Linked DNA regions of Mus musculus: region 2 is linked to region 1. The links are chromatin loops, found by intact Hi-C in ENCODE. Cell type or tissue: heart. All regions are shown on one strand.

Region 1 (8,000 bases):
CTGAGCCTCACAGGCCTGGGAGGTATCAAGAACAAAGATCATTATTCTTATGTCGCTGGTTAAAAGCAATGGCCTGGCCACAGACACCTCCCTGACCATACACCTCGCAGCGCCTGCTCATCCTCCTCCCAGAAACTGGCCTGGAGTTTCCTCTCCAGTAATGCTACCCCCTTCACAATCTCTGGTTCCAGAGAGGATACGAGACCTAGCCCAGACCAAGCAGAGAATTCCATTTTCTAAGCCAGAAGGACAGAAGGACCTCAGCTGGAACAAGGACAACATTGTCCTTTCTGGGGTTTGGCCTGGGATTACAGAGAAATAGGAAACGTCTATTGCTAAGTTCTGTCTGAGAAGGAAGCCAGGATAGAGAAAGACAAACAGACTGAAAGTCTGGGACAGATACATGACTAGATATAGCCATGTCTGCTGACGACCCAACAATCAAACCAGCTTCATAGATCCCATCTGTTCTAGAAGAGTCTGACTACCGCAGACTCTGCCATAGCAGGAAACGTACCAGCCAGGATTGAGACCCCCGATCTCAAACCAATATTAAAAGTATAAAGTTGGGCAAAGCGGCACTCCTAGCCATGTAGGAGGCTGCTATGCCTGGGCTACACAGTAAGACCCTGCTTCCCCTGCTCAAGGCCTCCCAGAAGTACATACATCTTTAGGCCCAGTGTCCAAATCTGACAGGTAGAGAGCCATCCTGGCTGTCACCTCTGCTGACTCTGGATCCCTGGAGCCTCCTGGGTGGAGCAGGCACCGTGACCCACCAGCTCTGGACCCAAGGGTGATGAGTTGGAAGCCAGGAAACTGTTCATGTGACAGAGAGTCCGTGTAAAAGAAAACCGACATCCTACTGTTGCTCAGAGTAGAAGACAAGGCAGAGAGAAGGAAAAGCAAAGGAAGAGAACGCAGCAGGAAGAAGGACCACACTGGACCCAGGACGGCAGGGCCGGAGAAGACACAGAGAAGAAGCTGAAAGGGCATGCCATCGCAGTGCAAACCTTTAATCCTGCTACTCAGGATCTCTGTTGAATCTGAGGCTAGCCTGATCTACAGAATGAGTTCTCGGACAGCCAGGACTGAAATAGTGAGACCCTGTCTCAAAAAACCAAGTGCTGAAAAAACGTTTTCCACAAAGAAGAAAAATCACCAGCGGCCTGAAGCCAGTGGAGATTTCCCTCAGGCATCAGTTGCACTAAGTGGCACCTCCCACAACACACCAGCTAGGGGGACGCCAGAGGTTCCAGCCTGCTTCTGGTAACACTTCTCAGGGGTCAGAGAATCAAAGCCACCTGCGCTCACCTGGGGCCCAGCAGGCTCCATCTGCTTCCAGCAAGCATAGGCGAGGGAGGGTTGCCTCGGCAAGGGGGCTGACAGCAGCTGCACGGCTGGCTCTGGGCCCTGGGTACTTACTGTGGTGATGAACCTGTACAGGGGTTGTCTTCTCTCTGTGTACTTGACTGTGATGGGGCTGAGGTCATAGCGGAACCAGATGGCAGGGATAATGCGTCCCGTGTGGCTGTAGGCAACGTACTCCTGCAGGAGAGAGGAGGAAGGAGTGTTACAAGCAGAACCAGCCTCAGGTGGGTGAGGGTGTGGGATGCAGAGGGTGTCCAGGCAGCCTCCTCTCAGCTGCTCTGGAAGCCCTGGACAGGCAGCATAGTGAAAGCACGCTGGGTCCCTTCAACTATGGGAAACAGACCACATAGCTTAGAAGTGGAGCCAGAACGGAGCACAGATCTGAGGGTGACGTGGAAGAGGAAAGTGGGCTTTGAACTCGGTCTGAGCATTTCCTCCTTGACTTGCCAGTCACACGGAATCTGCTCATTTATTCTGCTGGCTGCCTCCGCTGTCCTAAGGTTCTTGGGGTGATGAAGCCCCTCCCCTAGAGGAGTCACAGGCTGGTGGATGAAGACATCATCGCATCACTAGCTTCTAACAGTATCCGTGTAGGGAGGGTGGAGGAGGGTGCTCAGCAGGCCATAGGTGAGCCAGTTCTGCTCAGGGGGATGGGGAAGGCTCACTAAGGAAGGGGCATTCTAAACCATGAATAAGAAGATAGCCTGCCTGACAGGTGAACCAAGTGGGTGTGAACTTGTCCACCAAGTAGGGCCAGCACAGAGAACAGGGAAGGTACAGTGCCCAACCTGCCATGGCTCGTAAGGATGCACATAGCATTGGCCAAATGGCCACCAAGGAACAGGGATCTGAGCTGATGACCCACAGGACCTGGTTTGAGCACTTCAGGGTCCTGAAAGGCTTGGGCTCGCGTCTCTTGTTTACAACAAATGGAGATGGATGCCGGGGTCCCCAGGCCCAACCCCCATGTCCCCAGCACTGGTCTTGAGCAGCTGGAGTGATCCCATGGACACCACTGAGTGTTAACCCACTGGACAGCCACCTCCATTCACAGAACAGGCTGGGGGCAAAGCCACAGAGAACGCTGAGTGAGCTGGTCCAGCCACCAGGCCCTTGCCAAAGCTTTGATGGAGGAAGCCTGCAGCAGAGGAAACTCAGCTTTCCCAGGGTGATTGTCTGGGCCACAGCCCAGCGCTGAGGGGGTAAGAGACAGAATGAAATCTAGCAGCAGTAGTGTACCAATTACCCAGCCTTCCCAGTGAGCTGGGAGCTTTCTGAAAACATTGCTTCATTTGACAGCAATCTTGTGAAGTAACTGCCATGGACATATTACAAACAAGGACACATGACTGAGCTAGGATGGGGCAGTGTGGTCCAGGGCCCTGCTTCCTGCTGATGTGTGGCAGCACTGGGGGGAGGTTATAATGAGTACAATGGTTGAAATATGCTCCCCAGAAGTCATACGCATGCTGCAGTGCTGGGCTGAGCCCAGAGCCCTGTGCATGTGGGGCAGGGGGACCACGGCTATTCGCCATCTAAAGTTACAGGTCCTTTGTGTACATCAAGGGGCTGAACCCGGAAGTAAGCCTACATTGGTGGTGGCTGGAGGTGGTAATCTGGGAGGTGATTAGGTTAGATGAGGCCACGAGGTAAGTGTCAATGGTAGCATTAGCTCTCCTATAAGAAGAGGAAAGCACTTCTAAGCTTGTATGCTTGTGTCTCTCCATGCCCTGCCCTCCACTGGACAACACAGCAAGAAGGCTCACCACAGGCTGGGGTTGATCTCTTTGACTTCCTCTTTCCCAATCCATGAGATAAATTAACTTCTATTTTCTTTCTTTTTTTTTCTTTTTTCTTTTTGGGGGGGGGGTAGGGGGAAGGTTCAAGACAGGGTTTCTCTGTGTAGCCCTGGCTGGCCTGGAACTCACTCTGTAGACCAGGCTGGCCTTGAATTCAGAAATCCACCTGCCTCTGCCTCCCAAGTGCTAGGATTAAAGGCGTGCGCCACCACTGCCTGGCTGACTTCTATTCTTTACTTACTACTTAGGCTCTTAGAATTTTGTTATGCCACCAGAGAGTAGGACAGACACGGCCTGAAATAGTGAATGTAAGCAATAAGTCTCTCGGAGAGAGTTATGGATCAAAGGGAATCAGAGCATAGGGACCCATGACCAAGAGGCTGTCCAAGTGGGCAAGCCTGGACGATCCCTATTTGGACTGAGTGGGTGAGCAACCAGGGGGCTCTGGAGCCCAAGAGGAACCTGGGTCTAATTCCTACACTGTAACTACACAGCTTGGCGAGTTCCTCAACCATAATGATAGTTAATTGAGCTGAACACTCCATCATTTATACTAAGGGTCTGGGTGGCCCTGCAACAGCAGAAACAGGAGCCTCGTGGTAAACAGGGGAACCTACTCCAAGTGCCTATGTTCCATTGGCACAAGCCATGCTTTCTGGAGAGGCTCAAGCCACTAACCGCTGTGCCATCTCATTTCTTTGGCTTGGATGTCCCTTGGCTTCCCAGAAGACCTGTGTGTCTCTTGGACTGTTGGGGTCCTGAGACGTCCACAGCCACCTTGATAGGATTCCCTGCCTAATGCAAAGCATCGGCCATGTGCTGATCAACAGGAGCCTGAAGAAACCAGGACCAGACAATGTCAGAGCTGGGATGGTCTTCTGCCTACTTCAAACAGAATACATCTTATCTCCTTGTTAAGAGTGTCTCACCTGGACCTTGAGGCCACTACCACGGCAAGAACTGGTATTTCATCTTTACTCAGACTAGAGAATGAGCCTGGACACTCCCTGTCCACCCCACTGAAATTCCCTTCAGCAGAATGTGCGGGGCATCGCCTATGCCCTTGGCCAGCAGAGGGAGCAATTGCAATGCTCAGCCCGTTCACGGCCCACTCACCTTGTTGGCCACTGTGTACTGGTAGGAGTAGCGCTGCTTGCCGCTCTTGTCCTCATACACTGTGGGTACAATCTTCAAGATGTAGTCATGGGAGGCCAGGGCTGCAGGAATACAGCATAAGATGAGATGGGGTGGGCACTGCCTGGCAGGTGGCTCTGCCTGTAACCCCAAGTTCAAGTCCTCCTGGTACTGTAGGGTCCTCTCCCCTTTCTCTTCAGAATGTGGCTTGCTGGGATTGTTAGATCTGCACTACATAATATATAATACTCTGAGCCACACACTTACAAATGGGATAGCCATTAACGAGGGGTGCTGAGGGGGCATTTTCTCTGAGATTCAGGCCCAGGAGCAGCACGCTCCTGTGAAGTAGGGGCCAGGGAACACATCCTCTTTAATGCGTGGTCACCAAGAATTGTCTAGAGAGAAGCCCCAGGAAACAGAGCAGCTTCAGTTTCATCCTTAACTAGACTAGAGAGAGACTGGCAAAATTACATTCCCCACCATCCCTCACACACAGAGAAATTTTCCAGGGAGAAAGGTGGGACTCAAGAAAGACCCCATTTCATTGTAGGTATTGTCTGTCTGCTTTTAAGTTTTAAAATAATCTGGGCTCTGGGCTCCAGAAAGAACTAAGTAAGACTGATCAAACCCAGAGGGCTGGGGTCAAGCGCCTGCCTGGCATAAACCTGCCCTTGGCCTCAATCCCAACACTGCCAAAACAAACAACAGAATCTGGTCACTGTCTTCCCTCTTTCTCAATAAACTGCTGACCCTTCAGCCCTGTAATAGTTTAACACGACCTTTTCACCCAGCGCCCCTGTCTCCTCCCAGCCTGGATGGCAAAGTTGCTGAGTGCAAGGACAAAGTCTTACATTCCTGCCCCTAAACCCTGCACGGAGCCTGGGACAGGGCAGACAGTGGCAAGGCCTGCTGAATGAAGGAGTGGACAGGATGGCTGGACAAAGGATGAAGGGATCAATCAGCTACTGATAAACATGAGCTAACCAGAGCTGCCTCAGCCTTCCCGAGCAAAAAATGAGGCCCAATGTCCATCCCTCTTATTCCTTCTAGAACCTTGGGCTAGGAACCATGGAGCTAAAAGAACATGGGAGTTTAGTCTTCTGGGTTCTAATCCTGGTCTCTGCAGATCAGATTCAGATCTGTAAGAGTGGTGAGCATGGAGCAAGCATTCCAGCCTTGACTAGTTCTGGCCCTGCTGTCTCCTCAGAAAAGGGCAGCACTCCTGGGATGGAGGTGACCCCCCCCCCCAACACACACCCTCAGGAAAACTGGGGAAAGCCCTGGAGCCTTTAAGCTAAGCACAGGGGACCCAACACCTCTTGCTCATGCCCACAATGGCTCTCAGGGTCCAGAGTACTAGGGTCACATGGGGTTAAAGGCCGATTCTAGTCTTCATCCCTGGAAACTCCCATGAGATGGGCTCACATCTATACCTAAACCAGGAGGCCAAAGATCACCTTGAAGTACAAGTCTCAAATTCCCACTCTCCAAGGATAAAACCTGAAGAAAGGAAGGCCTTAGTGAAAATCATAACTCTACTATTTTGTTGTTGTTGTTGCTATTTGTACAAAACATTAGGTAGTCACAAAAGGAAAAAAAAAGAGCCACCCTTATGTCTACTGTGCACAGAGAATCAGTTCACATTTCCTCCCCAGTAGGAACACGCCAGACGGATGTCCTTAAGGAGTCACAGGGGTTCTGCCTCAGGCCCAGGTATCATGAACACTTCCAAGTTGACAGCACAGAATGGAGGCCTGCAGAGGCTGCTTGCTTCATTTACTCACCTTCCTGTCTCTAGAACTTGGTACTGTGCCTGATCAATATGCATTCAGTGTCTGACTGCCTAACAGCCCTGAGGCCATCATGGCCAACAGCTGCCCACATTCCAAGATGCAGGTCCCTACCACGCACAAGGGCTGACACAAATAAATGATGCTTCAAAGTGACCCAGTGGACATTATTTTTCTTAGCATATTGTGTGCATGCACGCACAACATGCACATATGGGCATGTGTAAGAATGGAGGTGTGTGTGTGTGTGTGTGTGTGTGTGTGTGTGTGTGTGTGTGTGTAATGGAGGTATGTGTGTGTGTGTAAGAATGGAGGTATGTGTGTGTGTGTAATGGAGGTATGTGTGTGTGTGTGTAAGAATGGAGGTATGTGTGTGTGTGTATAATGGAGGTGTGTGTGTGTGTGTGTGTGTGTGTAAGAATGGAGGGGTGTGTGTGTGTGTGTGTGTGTGTGTGTGTAATGGAGGTGTGTGTGTGTGTGTAAGAATGGAGGTGTGTGTGTGTGCAGTCTTTGGCAAGTAGAGATTCGGCACTAAGACTTTGGAAGGAGCCAATGGTTGATAGGAAGGGTTTGGGCAGGAGGGGAGGGACCAGCTGGTTTCCCCCACTGGCCACCTACAGAGCTGGTTCTCACAGAGTGGGTTCTGGTTCTGTAACTGCTCTGTGGGATCCAGGTGACTGCCTCCACTCAGGACAACGGCAAAACAGTGGTCAGTAGCAGGGACAGCAGATGCTGTTGGAGCTTGGCAATAGCTCGGGGGTACAATCAACCTTCCCTAGGGACAGGCTACCCTCTTCCCTTTCTAAAAGACAGGAATGAGTCTGTGTACTATACAGGGCAGCTGTGGGGGAAGGAATGGTGTGAGACTATGACCTTGGCTTGCAGCAAGCACCTGACTTCTGCCCCGCTGGCTTCCCTAGTCCCATGCCACCGGCTGGACGGGGACTTCTGCAGGGGAGGGGGTTGCTCCATGCTAAGATACTCACGGTTGGAGGTGAGTCTGTCTGCTCCCCCAAGAGCATTGAAAGCCCCGTGAACATTCTGGACCTGCAGAGAAGCACAGTGAGAGACAGTTCCTTGGGGGTTCCCACCTTCAAGCCTGGCCTTGCTTGTGGGGACTGACCAGGGGCCATTTGGTCATAAAGGGCAACCCAGCCATTGGACCGAGTTAGCAAGGGCTTCCGGGAGGAGGGATAATTGACATGGATGTGGAGGGAGGCCCAAAGTGGGCCAAATAAGCAGACCTTGCAAAGAACTGAGCCCAGAGACTGGGCCTGATAGAGGCCCATGGGACCTCAGGGAAGCGGGAGGGAGGGAGATCAGAGCAGTAGACGGGGTAGGTTCCTGCAGAGAAAACACTTTAGCAGGTGAGTGACCTGTCCCTCAGGCTGAACCCACTCGCGGGGGAGGGAAGGCTGTCCATTTGCTGCCTTGGACCGAAAGTGTGAAGATTTGGTTTCTGACTCCAAGGATGGAGATGTGATGGTATGCCCGCCCTGTAGGCTGGAAGAGTCAGACCAGCAGGACCCACCCTCAGCCTGACCAATATGTGCAAGACTTGGCACACAGCAGATGTTTGATAAATGTTTTTCAAGCGATCAGATGGGCATGGGTTGGCTCTGAGCTGGAATATCTGTGTACTCAGGTGGAGCAGAGCTGTTGTCCTTTGCTTCTGAGCTCTGGTCGGCCCTCTCCACTGCCTTAGCCTAGGTCCTCTCCCTCCTTACCCAGGTTACAGCCCCTCCCTCATGTCCATGCCAATAGCCTTGCTGTGTGGGTCCTTCTTCCTCGTGGCAGGTGTACACTTGGTGTACAGGGGCCACACTTGTCAGCATCCTCTTCATCAACCAAGCAAAGGTTTTCCCCATACAAACCCAATTCCCTGCTCCCCACCTCCTCAGTCATC
Region 2 (8,000 bases), 54 kb after region 1:
CAATATGCCAAAATCCAGTTCTCAGAATTAAGCAAGAGCAATACCACATTGGAAAATAACCCCCATACTTCTTAGAAGAACACAGATCTAACTTTTGGCTTTTTAAGAAATGCTATGAAATTGTGGAGGAGAAGGAAGTAGCTTCAGGCTGGACCTCTAAGAACTACCAGCATCGAGTTCCTGGAAGAGGCAGGCCATGCCACATGAGCACCGGCGTCCCCAGCCTGATATCGAAGTCTGTTGTGCCAATGGCGGATCTGGCCAGTGGTCATGTGGACACCCAGAAAAGACAGCAAATACTTCCCATTTCTCTTTCAGGTGTCTCAGTAATCTTAAAAGAAAATCTCACCTGGCATCAGCAGACCTTTGAACATCTGATCATCTCACTTTGGTGGAGAGTCGCTGGGAGGGGGAGCAGCGTCTCATGCAAGCTACCTTGCCCAGCAGTCCACTTCTGTATTGGAGATGTGTATCATGTACATGTGGTGTGTACAGGTGCTTGCAGAGGTCAGAGGAAGACCCTGGGTATCTTGTTCTGTTACTCTTCATCTTACTCCCCTGAGACAGGGTCTCTCACTAAACCTGGAGTCAAGCTAGTGGCCAGCGAGCTTCAGTGATCCTCCAGTCTCTGAGCCCTAGCAACCCAGTTCTGAAGTTACCTGTGAGTGCCAAGTATTTGAACTCAGACCCTCACACCATGTAGCAAATGCTCTTACCCACAAGGCCATTTCCCTAGTTCCCGAAGATGCAACTTTAAAATATAAGCCCGTATTCCTTGTAAAATAACAAAAAATAATTCGAAAACAATCTAATATAACAGTGCTTGGGGTAGAATCCAAGACTTCACACACACCAGGCAAGCACTCTACCTCGGAGCTACCTCCAACCCACAACCTCAATAATCCCCGCTCAAGCCTTCTCCCCGCTCAAGCCTTCTCCCTGCTCACTTAAGGATGCCGGGGATTCACTGGTGAGGACTGTTTTCCACTTGTGGGGATGACATCAATGTTTGCCTTTGAAAATCCATCCATTTGAGCTTCTAAAAAAACGAAGACTACTCAAGTAAAATATGCTGTGTGCATAGGGTGGTGGATGTGTGACAGACGCAGCAAACACTGTGAGGGTGCCAAGAGTGGCTGCTGTGTGGGCCACACTGGAAAGGATCATAGGACAAGCCCCGTTTCCTAGCTGGGAGCCAGTGACACCAGCAAGGGGCATACTCCCCCTCTCGGGAGGGGCGGCCCAGACCCCCATTAGGAAACGCTATTCCTGGCAAGAGTGAATACATTCCAAAGAGACACATGTGTCCCTCTCTTCGGCTATCGGAATATTGAGTCCATATAGCTCAAGGAATTGGAATCTCCCCCAGGAACCTCATGCTGGAGAAGGCTGCATGGAGCCTGGTACCAGCCAGAAAGACATTCCAGAGTCCCAACTTGTCCACCTAGCAGGAGAGCCTGCAGCCCAGAGGAAGAAGAGCGGGGCACACTTTGATGGGGACTCTGGCCTTCTGTTTAAACCTAAATCTCCCATCAGGAGCCCTCAACAGAGGCTGCTGGGTCTCCTTATTGGTTCCTTTTTCCAATGTGGCCACACTGACCTCCACGGAGACCAATGAGAATGGTGGTCAAGCTTGGTTGTCAGTTGCTGCCGGGGGCCAGGCTCTGACTCTAGCTCAGATAACAAGGCCAGCTAACCTGCTGGGGAGAATTGTCACAGAGATAATTTTACACTTGGAAAGCGTCTACCTTCCCAACGCCATCCTCCACTAAGCCTTTCTCCAAACATGTACGGTTGTCCCAGATATCCTGGAGGACTAGCTTCAGGACTTCCTTCCTCAGAAACTCCAGGGACACGCAAATGTGTTGTATAGAATGTATATGGTAGGTAGAGAACTCATACATCCTTCCATATACTTGAAATGACTTCTCAGTGACTTACCCAAGAACACACTGTTGGTGAGTATACCAAACAGCATTGTTCAGGAACAAGAACCATACAGGGAAATCTATACACAGTAAAGACAGACATGATTTTCTGAGTATTTCCCATGGTTATCTGAATCTGTGAATGTACAGCCTGTAGGTTCAGAGGGCCCATTGCGAACAAGCTCTACCACGGAGACAGACTGCCAGCCCTCTTTTTTCTTTTTCTTTTTCTTTTCCTTTTCTCCTCCTCTTCCTCCTCTTCTTCCTCCTCTTCCTCCTCCTCTTCCTCTCCCCCTCCTCCTCCTCCTCCTCCCCCTCCCCCTCCTCCAGAGATAGTCTCTCCCTAAGTGCACCAGACAGGTCTTGAACTTGTGATCATCTTGCCTCAGCTCCAAAATAGCTGGGATGACAAGCCACTAGGCCCCTCACATTTTCTCCTCTTGCTCTTCTCTTTTCTTCTTTTTATGGATGGAAAGAAATTCAGCATAAACTTTGCACTTTAGACTTTTTGTTTTGTTTTGGTTTGGTTTGGTTTTGGTTTTTCGAGACAGGGTTTCTCTGTGTAGCCCTGGCTGTCCTGGAACTCATGTTGTAGATGAGGCTGGCCTCAAATTCAGAAATCCGCCTGCCTCTGCCTCCTGAGTGCTGGGATTAAAGGCGTGCACCACCACGCCTGGCTGACTATTTCTATCTCCAGAGGATAAACATGACTGCAGGTTCCCACCAGCTTCCTGGATGAGATGCTAACATCTCATGTAACTGAAATTCTCAAAACTAAGAAACTTGACATGATCCCATCAACTAGGCCACCAACTTTCTCAGGGTTTGGCTCTCTTGTCTTTCTGCTGGGCTCAGGTACCACACTGCATTCAGTTGTTGGAGCCCCCCCCCCCCAGGTCTGTGACTGGTCCTCAACTTTCTGCAGTAGGAAAGACAAGGAAATCATAGAGATGTGAGAAATGAAAAAGGGCCCCTGACTCTGAAGTCTCCATGGAGCCTCTAAGTGGCTGAGAAGCCAGACTAGACAGATGGTTGACAGTAGATAGATAGATAGATAGATAGATAGATAGATAGATAGATAGGTAGATAGATGGATGGATGGATGGATGGATGGATGGATGGATGTATGGATGATAGACCTACAATAAGTAAAAGATGACTGTAAATGAGATAGATACTTTATAATTTACCCATATAGAGATATTGTTAAAATGGTAATGAACTGGACATCATCTGTGACTCTCCTAAGCAGGACTATTAACATTGCTGACAGTGGGGATCTCCAACTGCCTGTGACCCACCGTCTCAAGTGCGACCCTGTCAGGTGCCCTTCAGGACTACCCAGAGATCTCACTCGGGTTCTTAGCAGATAACAAACCCTTTGAAGATATTATCTTTTAAATCCACCATAATCCTGTACCTGTCCATTGTAAAGACAAAGGCGTGTGGCCCTCAGAGAAGCCCACACCCAGGCTCTCTGGTGTCTTACTCTCTTCCCAAACACCTCATTTCCCCTTAGTACTTGGGCCAAAAACTAACATTAAAACCCCCCTCGTGGGCTGGTGAGATGGCTCAGTGGGTAAGAGCACCCGACTGCTCTTCCGAAGGTCCAGAGTTCAAATCCCAGCAACCACATGGTGGCTCACAACCATCCGCAACAAGATCTGACTCCCTCTTCTGGAGTGTCTGAAGACAGCTACAGTGTACTTACATATATTAATAATAAAATAAATCTTTAAAAAAAAAAAAAAAAAAAAAAAAAAAAAACCCCTCGTGAACTCCAATTCTCTTCATGTTGAATCATCATGAAATTCTTCTCCGCAGTGAAGCCAGGAATCAAGGGATTTCCTGAGTGGAGGAGGCCTCTGAAGGGCACCCTTCAGACTGCTGCAGTCTGTCCCCTCCCCTGGTTTCACTGGTAGTTTTTAGAAGGTCCCAGCCTGGGTTTGTCAGATGCTGCCAGGTGTCACCTCTTGTGGCTCTAACAGATTGGGTAAGTTCTGCCCCGAGGTTTACCTGGCCTGTGGTTCTAAGCATGGGGCATTTGAAGAACATAGCATCGGCGCTCAGGTGCGGCTCTGTGCTGCCTCGGCTAGAAAGAAGGGGGGCTCTTAAAGTAACCCCCATTCTGCCCTCTGGAGATGCAGCTCAGCCGTAGAGCACACATGCAAAGGCTCTGGGTTCCATCCCCAGCACGGCACGAACAAGCAGACACCTTGAAACGCCATCAAATGACGCCTTAGAAGCAACATGGAGGCATCAGCTGAATCTAGAATATGGAGCAAATGAAAACAGCTCAACCCCCAAGCCCAGCAGCTGTCGGCCCGTACCCATGCTACACTGTACAACCCCACTGTTTGTAAGCCCAGTCCCTGGGGCTTTTCTTGGCATACAGCAGAAGCCCAGTGCATTCCTCAAATGATCCAAGAAACGAAGTGATAGATTCAGGGGACACGCCAAGCAGCAAGTCTGTTCCCTGTACCCGTGGGCTCCAGCGCCAGTCTACTCTAGCAAACTCTCCTGCCCGCTGGAGGAAAACAGAAAGGGAGGGTGAGTCTAATTTTGCCCTGGAATGTGGCCTTTTTCAGTCAGCTGGAGAGGGTGATAAGGAAGTGGCCATGGGAACCGTGGGAATGGGGAAGGCAGACCCCATTCACGCAGAGCAGGAGGCGCTAGCCCTGGTGGAATGTGCAGGGTGTGGGGCGCCAGGAAGCAGAATTCCTGAATGACTGGCTAGGGCTGGGCCTCAGGACCGCAGTCCCCTAGGGAACCCGTGCGGCCAAAGGCAGTGTCTCATCAAAACAGGAAGATCACAGAGGAAAAATGCACATGTAAGCGGACTGGTATTTACAGGGATCGGCCCCGCTGTGACCCTAGCAGGGGTATAGAGGGGATGCAGGGCAGAGAGAAGAACTTAGGGTCGGCCATGCTAATTCTCTGGTGTGGTGCAGAGTCTTCTATGTAGGCCACACACTGCCTCCCAGCCCTGCAGCCTAAGAAGCTATAAGGAAAGGTATGGAGAAGAGGACCACAAACAGACTTCCTGGGTATGTCCCACAGGCTACTGACAAATGCCCTGTCAGGGCTTTCTCACCACATGCCTAGCCTGCAACAGCTTCGACCCTTGGACAGTAGGGATTGCTGCTCCCATATTCGCAGGGTGTTAAAAAGGCTAAGATAACAAACTTTGACCAGTGTGCACACTGGCTGGCCAGGGTGGACAGCTGTTCCTGCGTCTGGGCTGGGTTGACACTGTCACATACCACGACCCTGGAATACTTAGCTGAGATGCCTCCAGCCCACTCTGTGCTCAAGATCCTGGGATACTGTCCTTGAACCTGCGACTCTTCTGTGAACCAGGATCCTCTTCTGCCTAAGAGGATGCTACAAGAGGCTTCTGGCCCCGGAGATGGCACACGCAGTAGTTCATGTGTGCCACACAGCTTTGCCCTCACACAATGTGTGGATTATCAGCCCAATGTTACAGATGAGAAGGCAGTGCCACAGTGATGACAGACCGACACAACTTCCCACGGCCAGCAAGGGGTGGAGCCCAGGCTGGGACCATTCCCTACTACACACAAGTCTGGCCAAGTCTTCAAGACTCATTGGGGCTGGGGGAGGAGAGGAGTCTCCGGTCCAGAGTCTCTACAGGGAAGTGACAGGAAGAGAGGAGAGGCATCTTCCTGAAAGCACTGGACAGGAAATGATGCTTCTACTATGGAAGTGGCAACAACCTGGATGTGAATGAGGACTGACCCCAGCCATGCCCATCGCTAAGTCCTTCTCCAGCATCAAGCAGGCCACTTCATCTCTGCAACAGTGCCGTGAACCAGGCACTGGCCTCCATCCCCTTTCACAATGAGCAAACTGAAGCCCCACAGGCTCCCTTGCTCACCAGTGCAAGAGTCAACACAGAGAGTGTGAATGGGCATGGACATATGTCAACATGGCCCTAAAGTCTACTGGCCCACGGGGGACTCCAATACTTTTAAGTTCCCCAGCTAGGGTGTCCCCATGTAGGCTCTCTGGCCCTTGGTGACACTCACCTAGAGCTGTCTGCACACCCAGTACTCTCCTAACATTCTCTATGTGCAGTGCTTCATTCACTCTTGCCACACCCCTGAGGGAGGCAGAACGCTGCTTCCGTTGGTAAGTGGAGGTAGTGAGGAGTGAGGCCAAGGAGGCAAGCTAGAACTCAGTCTTAGTTCTCTGCCCCGCCTCCATGAACGAGGCAAGGTGACGGACAGTCGGCCTAGAAGGGAGAGCACACCCTCTGCCATCTTTGAAACTGGGCCTACCCATGCCACCAGGCCTTCAGCTACTTTCTTCTGCGCCTACGTGTTTCTCCACGCAGCTGCTCCTACCTTCCTCAGAATGACATCTGTTCTAGAACCTTCTGTGGCTCCCACCAAGTGACCAGCATGTGAAGGTCCACCTCAGCTGTCTATTCCATCTCTCACTGCCCTCCCACCTCACAGTACTCACTGGGGACAGACATTACAATGTCACAATGCCATCTCTTCCCTCCAACTCACATTTGTCTACATGCCCGCGTCTAAGAAGCCCCTGCCACACTGACCCCCTCACACATCTACCACTTGCTTCTCTTCCAGTCAAACGTGTGACTCCTCCCCACCTCCCCCGGTGGGCTCTGCCTCTTTTAAGTCGGGTTCCCGTCTACCTGCCTGGGCCCTGCTGAATGTTCAGCATGTCCCCGCTTCTCCAGCCTTACTGCAGCCTTGCCACTCTCTCAAGCCCAGCCCTTCATAGTTGTGACACGCTGTCTGCCCTGGAACAGGGGTATCACTAGGTCAGGTCTTCTGTGGCTAGAGCGCTTTGGTGAGCTCCTGCCAAGATGCCTTGTACTGCGTCACCCGCCCATTGTCTTTTCATTAACTGGCTGGATGTGACTTACAATTTAATAAGGGACATGTGATGAATTGAAGGTCAAGGTTTTCAAAACATCTTTCAATGTGGAAAATGTGAATCAAAGAGAGATCTTGGCAGTCAGACCAGCTGCTAGCAGAGCCAGCTGCTGCCAGTCTGATGGGTTGCTGTTAGAGCTGAGCCTGTGCAGACATCCACCCTGAGAATCCCTGGCCTGCAGACCTCTGGTCCTGGCTATATGAAGCCCGGAGGGCATGCTCCTTCCCAGGCCTCAGGGAACTGCTTACCCACCACGAAGACCCACTCATAACGGCCTTTTCCTCCAGAGCAGCCTGCAACTTTCTGTTCCAGCACCAAACCAGCCCTGCTTATCATTAAGTCCTCAGAATAAAGACCATGGAAGAACCTTCTAGAATCCTGAACAAAGTTAAAGCTCTGGGCATTCTTGCTAGAAAACTTTTGGTCATGGACTCCTGTGGAAAGCAAGCCTCAGCAGGGTGGGCACCATGTCCACAAAGGTCGGGTGGACACCCATCCTCTGCCTGATCAGTGGCATGCAGCTGTCAATGCGTGAGTGATAAACAGACCAGTGACGTTTGGGACGTTTGGCTGAGATTTGAGTTGGCTTAGTAGATTTGATTTGCATTGAAGTTTTCGCCCAGCCAAGCATGTGCACAAGCCTGGGGAACGGGATGGAGAGCATGAATGAAGAGGCAAGGTGATGTCCTCCTGTCCTTCCCTTACTGTCTTCTGTTCCTACTCATGCTGTAGGAATCTAGGAAATGGCACTTTAGGGGAGGTGGGGGCTGATGCAGTGACCTGTAACACTCACGCTGTGCCTGCCCCACTAAGGGCAGTCAGCCCCATAGTGGCCTTGTCCAACACCAATACCCCAGGCAGCTCTTTAAAGGCTTCATTTTAGGAGCCCCAGTGGTCGAGTACCTACGGGTCAAGTGACCTCTCAGAAGTTAACTTTTCTTTGGCGGGAAGGGAGACTGAGCAAGTCTGACTCCAGCAGCACATGTGCAGATCCCACCTAGAACAGTCATTTAAAGGAGGTGGGAAACCATTATGAAGTTACACTCCTGGGCTTTGGTTTCTGTTTCTTAAATTGCTTTTCAGGTAAGTCCCATGTGGTCCCTTAGCAACAATCAATGGCTGAATACTTCCAACACACCAGGC

Evidence for each region. Hi-C counts contacts between places; a loop is a spot of excess contacts. Peaks named below come from ENCODE experiments on the same cell type or tissue, not always from the same donor. Only the 100,000 strongest peaks of a DNase experiment are listed, where the experiment ranks them.
Region 2: a loop joins it to region 1, with 2.0 times the contacts of the local background. A loop is called at or near these places in 11 of 42 quality-filtered maps.

Annotation. Positions count from the first base shown.
Region 1 is chr17:26,635,127-26,643,126 of GRCm38, reverse strand. Ergic1 (endoplasmic reticulum-golgi intermediate compartment (ERGIC) 1) reads right to left here. Exons shown (of 10, transcript NM_026170.3): 7 at 7,081-7,141; 8 at 4,284-4,384; 9 at 1,423-1,545. Gm41553 (a long non-coding RNA gene) reads right to left here and starts at 1,416. Exons shown (of 2, transcript XR_876696.2): 1 at 667-1,416; 2 at 1-15. In heart, a CTCF peak has its summit at 4,231 (motif pointing right); DNase peaks (open chromatin) are centred at 2,616 and 4,316; H3K27ac peaks cover 1,873 bases.
Region 2 is chr17:26,581,332-26,589,331 of GRCm38, reverse strand. The region is part of intron 1 of Ergic1 (endoplasmic reticulum-golgi intermediate compartment (ERGIC) 1); the gene reads right to left. Among named protein-coding and RNA genes, the nearest start is that of 1700049J03Rik, 19 kb to the right of the region's middle. In heart, a CTCF peak has its summit at 4,618; DNase peaks (open chromatin) are centred at 4,621, 5,531, 6,111 and 6,781; H3K4me3 peaks cover 1,908 bases; H3K27ac peaks cover 4,866 bases.